Regions from separate parts of the Homo sapiens genome. Here region 2 is linked to region 1. Evidence: chromatin loops called from intact Hi-C (ENCODE). Cell type or tissue: GM12878. All regions are shown on one strand. Region 1 overlaps AUTS2 (activator of transcription and developmental regulator AUTS2). Region 2 overlaps AUTS2 (activator of transcription and developmental regulator AUTS2).

Evidence for each region. A loop is a pair of places that touch in the nucleus more often than their neighbours do. Peaks named below come from ENCODE experiments on the same cell type or tissue, not always from the same donor. Only the 100,000 strongest peaks of a DNase experiment are listed, where the experiment ranks them.
Region 2: a loop joins it to region 1, with 3 times the contacts of the local background. A loop is called at or near these places in 2 of 110 quality-filtered maps.

The regions. Positions count from the first base shown.
Region 1 is chr7:70,762,052-70,767,051 of GRCh38, forward strand. It overlaps AUTS2 (activator of transcription and developmental regulator AUTS2), which reads left to right. Exons shown (of 19, transcript NM_015570.4): 7 at 819-1,290; 8 at 2,701-2,954; 9 at 4,063-4,283. Among named protein-coding and RNA genes, the nearest start is that of GALNT17, 370 kb to the right of the region's middle. RefSeq lists enhancers at 235-946, 1,989-2,358 and a silencer at 2,599-2,648. In GM12878, no CTCF peak of the experiment used is centred here; DNase peaks (open chromatin) are centred at 1,908 and 2,440; H3K4me3 peaks cover 3,030 bases; H3K27ac peaks cover 4,007 bases.
Region 2 is chr7:69,796,841-69,801,840 of GRCh38, forward strand. All of the region lies in intron 1 of AUTS2 (activator of transcription and developmental regulator AUTS2), which reads left to right. Among named protein-coding and RNA genes, the nearest start is that of AUTS2, 200 kb to the left of the region's middle. In GM12878, a CTCF peak has its summit at 2,416 (motif pointing left); no DNase peak of the experiment used is centred here.

The DNA of each region.
Region 1 (5,000 bases):
AATGTCAAGTGTGTCCCTTTGGTCAAAATGGAAAGTGGGGAGGAAGGGAAGGCCAAGAAAAAACATCCGTGTGATGTTAAATAATGTTTGACTCATTTCAATAGAAAACACTTCTCTTTTGTATGTTCAACAAATGTATTTGTTTTAAAAGGGAAAAATCAACTTGTCAACTATTGTTTCTTAATTGTGATGCCATAAAAGACTTTCTGGAGATTAAGGAAAACATTCATTTTCAGAATGTAGTCTAGGCTGCTGTTTTTTCTCATACAGAGACAGAGTCTCGCTACGTTGCCCAGGGTGCTCTTGAACTCCTGGGCTCAAGCGATCCTTCTACCTCAGCCTCCCGAGTAGCTTGGACTGTAGTACACACCACCACACCTGGCTAATTTTTTTTTTTGTAGAGTCAGGGTCTTGCTATGTTGCCCAGGCTGGTCTCGAACTCCTGGGCTCAAGCAATCCTTCCAACTCGGCCTCTCAAAGTGTTGAGATTACAGGTGTGAGCCCCTATGCCTGGCGCTAGGCTACTTTCTTGAATGCAGTCTCCTCTGGCCAGTTGGCCTTTCTCTCCCTTCCCACACCCCCAGGGTCATTGCTCCCCATGGTCAAAGGCTGTTCCTGCATCTTTCTCTGTCCACCATTGACCCCATTTGCTGTGGGCGCATACCCCCGCAGGTGGTGGAGACAAGGACCCAAGCCAGGAGGGTTGGTGCCAGGTCCTGTTGCTGGAGTTGTGTGATAGCCTTGGAGTTTCCTTTCCCTCCTTATGCCACACTCGCATGTCATTGCCTGTGGTTTTGTCTTTGCTCTCTCCCATGCAGATCCGGAGTTAGGTGTTGGCACGCTACCAGAACATGACAGCCAGGATGCAGGGCCGATTGTCCCCAAGATATCGGGTCTAGAGAGAAGCCAGGAGAAGAGCCAGGACTGTTGCAAAGAGCCAATCTTTGAGCCTGTGGTGCTTAAAGACCCCTGCCCTCAGGTCGCACAGCCAATACCCCAGCCGCAGACGGAGCCCCAACTCCGAGCTCCTTCTCCGGACCCTGACTTGGTGCAGCGCACAGAGGCCCCACCTCAACCCCCACCTCTGAGTACACAGCCACCACAGGGCCCTCCTGAGGCCCAGCTCCAGCCTGCCCCGCAGCCTCAGGTGCAGAGGCCACCCAGGCCACAGTCCCCCACCCAGCTGCTCCATCAGAACCTCCCACCTGTGCAGGCCCACCCCTCTGCTCAGAGCCTCTCCCAGCCATTGTCAGCCTACAACAGCAGTAGCTTAAGCCTCAACAGTTTAAGGTGAGTGGCCTGCTCTTCTTTGGCCTGACTTTTGCCCTCTCCCTGGGGATCAGGTGGGTGGGAGTCGGGGAGGGATCCCTAGGGAGACTGAGGTTTCCTTGTTGGAAACATCATCCTTTTCTCTGAGACTAGAGACAGGGAATGGGGCTGTTGGGTGAGACTCGGGTCTCTTGGGAAAGGACAGGTTGGGATGGGTGGGTGGTGAGGACATTGTAAAGAAGTAAAATATTTATGGGCACTCGAGAGTGGAGGCGGAAGGAGAGGAAGGCTTGGAAAGCCCTGGGCCAGGGAGACCCAGCAGCAGTGGGAGGCAGGGAGTCGAAGCCTGGGGCATATCAGAGGCCATGCAGTGTGAGCAGATCCTTTCAAGAGAGGCTCTCTGCCTCTGATGGAAGAAGTGTTAAAGAAAACTCGTCTCCCTGCAGCTCCAAAGGCAGGAAGATTGGGACCTGATGAGTATTCCAGCTTAAGGATTTTTTTTTTCATTCTGATTTACTTCCTCCTATGTGGGTCAGAGAAGTAGGGAAGAAACAAAACAAGCTGCATTTAGAGAAAGTGAGAAATTTCTTTATGGAAATCCAGGCTCTCTCCTCTGTCTTGTTTTTGCCAAGTTACAAAGAAGCGTCTAAAAAGCAGCACAGAGGAACACAGCAAAGAAAAGAGAGGCAGAAACCCAGTGTGCAGCGCCAAGTAGAGCCGAGCCCTGGTGCCCCGGGGGCTATAATTCTAACCCGGCACAGCTCCTGAGGCTGTGTGTCTTTGTTACTGTTTTTCTTTTGAAAACCTGGTGGCTTTGGTGGTTCCGGGCCTTGCTTTTTCCTAAGAGGGGAAAGCACAGTCTTTGGGGGGCAGGTTTCCTCCTTCCCCAAGGAGCCGGGCCCGGCTTCTGCCCCCTCGGCCGTTTCTGTGGCCTCCAGACCATAAAGTGATGTGAGAACCCAGGCACCTGGGTTTCACCTCTTCTTTGTGTGTCTTCATTTAAGAGGTAACAAGACAGATGGGGGGAACTCAGATCATCGCTTTTTTTATTCCTTTTTGTTAACCGTTGCTTTATAGGAGATGTAGCTAGTGGAGGATGGAAGGCTGGGGATTTTCTAGGGGCATTGATGAGAATCTGGCCACAGGAGCGAGAGAGGCCCTGAGGTTTAGGCAGAATGAGCTGTCTCGACACCAAGATGCCCCACAGCCCTGAAGCAGCAGTTTCGGTTTGCTCTGTCTGCAGTAGCGATGGGAAAGTTTGCAGGAGTTGTGATTTCAGAAAGTGTGCTCGTACAGGGAGGATCTGTAAAGAGGAAGGGGCAAGAGAGACTGTGGTGAGGGTTTAGGGGAAGGAGGTAGGATTCTTTTAAAGAGAATACATTGCTTACCTTTTTTTATTTTTTTCTTTTCTTTTTTTTCTTGTTCCGATAGCAGCAGCAGAAGCAGCACTCCAGCGAAGACTCAGCCCGCCCCACCTCACATCTCCCACCACCCCTCTGCCTCCCCGTTCCCCCTCTCCCTGCCCAACCACAGCCCCCTGCACAGCTTCACACCCACCCTCCAGCCCCCCGCACACTCACATCACCCCAATATGTTTGCCCCTCCCACTGCTCTGCCTCCTCCACCACCACTGACATCAGGAAGTCTGCAGGTGGCCGGACACCCGGCCGGGAGCACTTACTCAGGTAGGACGGAGGGGCCTGTGCTCGTGACCCCGACCCCCACCGCCCCTCGCTGTGACCTCACCCTACCTATGTTGTCCCGATTGCAAGGTTGCATTTGCCTACAATTTTTTCCTTCCTTACTGTGATCTTCCTCAAACGCTCTCTGGCCTGAGGTCCAGCAAAAATACCTGTCAGCACCCATACTAAGCTAGCTCAGCCCCTGTGAATCAGACACTGCCCGAAGAGAGTGGGTTTGTTTGGAGTTAGGAGGCATTTCCAGCTAAATTCAGCCACTGAGTGGTCAGACCCAGGTAGTGTGTCCCGTGTCGTCTGGGCTCCCCTGAGGGCGATGGAAGCGTCCCCAAGCCCATGTCTGTCTCGCTCCAGGATCTTAGATTGTGTCCTGGTTTAAGGGGTTTCTTTTCATTGGGCAGGGCAGGGCCTTCTCCTGTCTCCTTGGGAGGAGATGACACACTCTTTGTGACAATATATCCCAGAATTTTAAGGGCAGATCTCATGTTAGACACAGGGTCCTTGTCTCCTCACCTGTGTTAATCAGGTCAAGCGTCCCAGTTTTGGTCCAGTGTAGCCATGTTATGCCGCCAATACAGAGAGCCATATAGCAGTAATTGACACTTGAAGAGGACATGCGAGCCCTGCCGTGTGAACAGCTGACATTTATTAGTGTGCTATCACTGTTCCCAAGCACTTAAACGTGCAAATTGCTTTAACCCTCAAAAATCAAACCCATGAGTTAGGCAATATTATTGTCCCCCTCTTGGAGATGGGAAAACTGGCCCTCAGATGGGTTATTTGCCATGCCCAGGGTCACTCAGCCAGTGGTGACAGCTGGAAATCGGACTTTGGCATTTGGCCTGGAGTTTGTTCCCCAGATTGATAGACTGCCTGTCCCTGAAAGCTGGGAGACCAGCTAGAGAACAGGGAGACAGGGTGCGACCGGGCCTTGGTCTCGTCTGCTTCATTGATTGCCCCCGTTTATCTCAGGGCCCAGCCACACCCTGTCACCCCTGCCACTGTGTCACCAGCCCCGTACCCCTCCACAGGAAGGCAGTCCGATGTCCTTTTCTGAAGGAAAAGGCGTCATCGTCTCCCTCTTCTTCTCTTCCAGAGCAAGACATCTTGCGACAGGAACTGAACACTCGTTTTTTGGCCTCTCAGAGTGCTGACCGCGGGGCTTCCCTGGGCCCTCCGCCCTACCTGCGGACCGAGTTCCATCAGCACCAGCACCAGCACCAGCACACCCACCAGCACACGCACCAGCACACCTTCACGCCGTTCCCCCACGCCATCCCACCCACCGCCATCATGCCGACGCCAGCACCTCCCATGGTGCGTACCCCAGGCAGAAATGTGAGGATAAGTAGAGCACGACTCTTTTCTTTATGCAGCACGTGGGACCGGGCTGGGCAGCGGGGCCACCAGAGATCGAATGGGGACTGACGGCTGTTGGCTGGAGAGAAGGGAATGTGTCCTAGTGCCCTGCCTCAGGCAGCTCTGACTTCAGGGGCCTAAAGTAGGAACTTCTTTCTAGGCAGTTGTATCCAGCACTGCGGGCGGAAATGATTCCATCTGCCCTCAAAACAGTCATGTCCAGTGTTGATGGCTAACTTCTTAAAGGGTTGTTTAGTTTTCTTGAACTTCCCGGGGGACTGTCACCAGGCAGAAAATGCACCTGCTTGTGCTTTGCATCAAGTGCTAGCACATACATTCTTGCAGGGTAATGGGGGTGAAGAAGAGAGAAGAGAAGGGAGAGAGACCTCTGCCAGGAGGCTGGGACTGCATTGGGTGCCACCTGTGCATTCCGATGGCTTCCCTAAACCCACTTTGTTGGAGGTGTTATATTTCTTGTGTTTCATAAGACAGTCCCTAATCTGGTATTGTGCTCTGTCAGCCAGTGTTCAGGGATCCCCGCAGGGACAGAACGCTCTGCCTTGGGGCAAGAGGAACCACTGGCCATGACATGGTCTTGCTTTAACTGGGGGCTAGCACATGTCCAGAACCAGTGAGGAATTTTTTTTTAAGTTAATAACGATAATTCATAGTGCC
Region 2 (5,000 bases), 970 kb before region 1:
GGAATTTTAAAAATTGTGATTATTTCTTTGTAATCTGATTTGTGCTATTTGCCCTGATTATCAGAGTGTTGTTTGAGATTAAAGTGGTCTAGCTTGGGTTCAGTTTGCACCAGGAGTTTTGAATTAACTAGGCTCCATCTGAATGTGGAAGATTTTCGTCGTGAGGATGCAATGGAATCGTAAGTGTAAAGGGCCTAGTATAGTGGGTAGTAATTTATTTTACTCCTTTTTTTCCACTTTAAATGAAGAGTGGCTAAACTTCAACTTTTGGGACATTGGTCTCTACCTGCACCTCCAGAATGTAACCTCTTGGGGAAGATATTTGGAGACCTGGGGACTTTTGCAGGTGGGTAGTATTACGCAGAGCCCAGATACCCCTGCCTTCTTGTCTGGAAATCAGTGATTCTCAAACTGCTTTGTGCTTGAGTATTACCTGGGGGGACATGTTCCGTTTTCAGCTCCCCAAGCCATAGAGTTAAGATTCAATAGACTTGAGGAGCTGCTCTCAGTCCAGGATTATGTGCAGATCCCGAATCTGATCTTGGGCTGCTGTGCTTTTCCAGTGCCCACTCAGTATTTCTGGGGCTGCAAGGAAGGCAGTGGTTCCCCTTCACAGGTACGTGAAGCTCTTAACTCCATTTTTGTCCTTTTAAATTCACATTAAAGAGAGTTTTAGATATGCAGGAAAATGAGAAGGGAAATTGACCTTGCCTGTCTCTGGGTCTTGTGAATAGAAAGGAAGAGCCTGCGCTTGGAGGCCACTGGGAATTTGTGGTGTTCCAGAAGACCTCTGCTCTCATGTGGGCTCTTGGCAGCCTCACTGAGAGCCACAATGGGCTTCCTTATTTAAGATGCTCTTAAATTTTCTTTTCTAACACTATAAGGTTATGTCTTCACCAGTTTCTCAGATTTTAAAAAAAGAAACAGGGAGGTAAAACAAATCCCAAAACATTTTTTTTCCTTCTTGTAAAGGTTACAAACATAAATCATATTTGAGAACAATGAATGGACCTTATTTTTTATCTTCAGAATGCTGGGCCTCTGGCATCTTAGAAAGTCTCTTTACTTTCGAAAGGAAGGAGACTTGTATAGTGAGAGCATCACACTCTGGGGATCAGGTAACTTGGCTATGCTACTGGGCACCTGGGACTTCTTGGTCAGAACAAGTCTCCACTGTGAGCTTTTTTTTTTAATCCATGAAATGTGGGGGTCCTGAAGCTATCAAAGCGTTAATGTTTTATGATTCTAGTGATGGGCTTCTGTCTGCGTGACAGGCATTTTCCAGACTTTGTTGATCTATTTCGAGCTTGTGAGGAATAGCATGTACCACCCTTCATTACCTCACTCATGGTTCCTCTTCATCAGTGCTTTATAAACTGTAGTGTGTTTGTGCTGGGAGGAACGTAAGAGAACATGTGGATCACCCCTTTACTCATTTTACACATGAGAAAGATGATACCCCAAGTGATTTTCTCTAAGGTTGGGACATGACTGGGGCTCTCCTTGCGATTTGCCTTTCCCTTCAGTGCGTTCGGTAAACGTTGCATTACCCCCTCTTCAGGGTATTATTCTTTCAGTTCCATATGCCTTTCCTTTCCCCTGGGATGCTGGAGTATTCAGTTTTATTTCTAGGCAAAAGTACTCCTAACTGTGGCCCCTAATTTTTTTTTGTTATGTATCTTTTCTAGAAAGAGAATTTGATTATGCATTGTCCATATGTTTACATACTGTACTCATAAATGAAGTTATAAAATATATGTAAGTTAAAAATGTGGAGAAAAGGGAAGTCTTGTGCACCATTAGTGGGGATATAAATTATTATTGGTATTACGGAAATTAGTACGGAAGTTGCCCGAACAATTAAAAATAGCTGGGTGTGGTGACTCACTCCTGTAATCCTTGCACTTTGGAAGGCCAAGGTGGGAGGACTGCTTGTGGCCAGAAGTTTGAGATCAGCCTGGACAACATAGTGGGATCCTATCTCTACAAAAAATTAAAATTTTAGCTGGGTGTGATGGTGCACGCCTGTAGTCCCAGCTACTTGGGAGGCTGAGGTGGTTGGACTGCTTGAGCTCAGGAGTTCGAGGCTGCAGTGAGCTTTAATGGCACCACTGCATTCCAGCCTGGGCAACAGAGCGAAACCTAGTCTAAAAAAAAAAAAGTGTGTATATAAGTACACACATACACACCCCTCAATAAGGCTAGAGAGAAAAAAATTATATGTAAGTATGGTATTTTTTTTTTCCTCAATCACAGTGGATCAGTTTATGCCTTCCCTGGATCCAGGGTGAACTTGTTTTGAGGACCACTGATCCAGAAAGTGGTGGAGTTAAGTCTGTACCACCAGCTTTAGAATCTCCTGTGGCACTTATTAAAAATACGAATTTTGGTATCTCAACCCAGATTCACTGAATGAGAATGCCTCCTGGTGGAACCTGGGAGTCTACGTTGTCTTCATTTTTATGTTTTTACCAATAGACATGGGGTCTGTTGCCCAGGCTGGTTTTGAACTCCTCAGCTCAGAGTCCTCCCACCTCTACCTTCTGAGTATCTGGGACCACAGTCACAATGCCCAGCAAAGTCTCCATTTTAAACCAGAGGCAAGTCTCCAGGTGCCTCTGAGGTCCAGCGAGTTTGGGGAACCGGTATTTTAGACAGGCAGGGAAGTGTCATTCATGGGTTCATGAGCATGGGACTTCTTACACTGACATCTCAGAAATTGCTCAGCTGTTACTGTTAAATCTACAGTGATACAGTTAGCACTCTGGAAAATCAGATGGGCAGTTTTCATTTGAGTTACATATGAGGGACTATAACCTGCATAATCATACATGGAATTTCTTAAAACTCCTTGGCATTCTCTATGTGGTTTTTTGATTTGTAAATCCAAATATTTGCTATTGTGCCTCAGTCTTTTTTTCCTCATTAGAAATCTAAGCTCTCCCCGCCCCCTCCTGGTGCTGTTCCTTGAGGGGCTGTGTTTTTATTTCTGAGCTTTTCCCATTTGTGTGTGTTCCTTTTGTCTGGAGTATGCCCAACCCCCTCACCTTTTTACCTGGGCAGTTCCTACTATCTAAAAAATTCCCTATAAATGACATTATTTTTCATTCTTAAAATCTAAAGATAATGAAGAACTAGCTGATAATCAGCATTTACCAAAATAGATTTAAGGGTTATTATTTGTAATAACTCATGTGTCAGTAACCTTATGTATGTAAGGATAGATCAGTATCTTGGTTATTAAGCATATACTCTCTGAAACATTCGAATCAAACCAGTGTAAGTCAGATAAATATGTAACAGGAAATTTGTTTCTGACTATTCACTCCAGGTCAATGTATTCCCAGCTGCCTTGTGGGTATCAGGGTTATCTGTTCCAGGATCAGCTTTAGGAAAGCCCCTACTCAAATCTCCATGTAGCAAGAGTGCAGGCTAGTTGAGAACATGTGATAATTAAGGTTAAACAAAAAAATCAAGGCAGAATGACTAGAAATTAGGACAGCAGGGAAAGCAGGGGAAGCGGTTGAGCTGGTAGAAATGGGTAATACCTATGATTATTTCTGGGATCAACAGATACATCCCTGTTGTAGAAGTCCAAAGCAGTCCTTCTTTTTGGTGTCTTTTCCTGCCTTTGGTATGATAAGCCCCCCTAACATCTGGCACACTATTGGGGTGACATTGTGAAGTTACCTCTGCCCACAGTACTTACTCCAGTTTGATATTTTTAAGAAATGCTCACTTTCCACTAGCCATAGTTTATTGGCTTTCAGAAAGTGTCTGGCAGTGAGTATGCCAAAGGTCAAGAATTCTGGCAGAGTTTGATTTATCTCTGCTCCCTTGATAGCAGCTAGCCTTGGAGGCATAGAAGCTCTTGACAAGTACTATGAGTCAGAAGGCCACATGTGACTAGGTCCCTGCCCACCTCTCCAGGGTCAAATAGATCTTGCCTTTTTCCCCAGCCCCTCCCTGCACTGTTCCTGAAGAGGGCTGTGTTTTTCTTTCCAAGCCCTCCCATTTATTTACATTCCTTCTATCTGGAGTACTTCTTACCCCCTCACCTTTTTACCTGGCTAATTCTTATATATCTTTTAGATAATTCTACATAAATAACACTTCTTTCACCTTTCCTAAACTAGAATAGGTATTCCTGCTGTATGCTTCTATGGTCCCCTCATTTCCCCTAGAATAACTTACTACAGTTTTTCGTTCATACTTACTGTTATCCCCCTGGACTGTCTGTTCTGCTAGGATAAGGATTCTTGCTCACCATTTCCTCATTGCTAGGCATAAGGTATGGGACATAGCAGGTTATCAATAAACATTTTTTGACTGAATAAAAGCATAATAAAACAATATGTTAATTAATGGGGTGACTGGCAGGGATCTAGTTGCCAATTTCAGCATTGGTAATTAACATGGCTAGATTTAGCTGCTAGGTTCTATGAGAAAGAATGATTAAAAATAAACAGAAAGGAGATGGAAGTTGATACGATTAAAAACATTTTATGTGCCTGCTGATGGACCTAAAACTGGGCAAACCTTTCTGCAAATAAAGCTCTACCTTGATGGTCTTATTGATATACCATATATACATATATATGTATGTATATAAATAAGATATACCTATATATAAAATATTTATACCTATATATGGTATATAAATGAATATAAATATAAGATATATAGGTATATATATGTGGTGTATATATACATAAATATGTTTGTGTATGTATAATAAAAGACATTACTCTCCATTGAAGTGTTTACTACATTATGTACTATCTTAAAACAAAACTTCCCACAGGTGTCAGTACAAACATGCATTTGTTCATTTATTCATTCATTCAACAGTTTTGTTGATTGTTTGATATATGTCAGGCACTTTTCTAGGTGCTCAAGACACAACAGTGAACAAAACAGACAACAATCTCTCTGACTCAATGGAACATGCATTTTAGTGGAAGGGAATGTCAATAAAGAAACGTCTAATATCTAGAGTA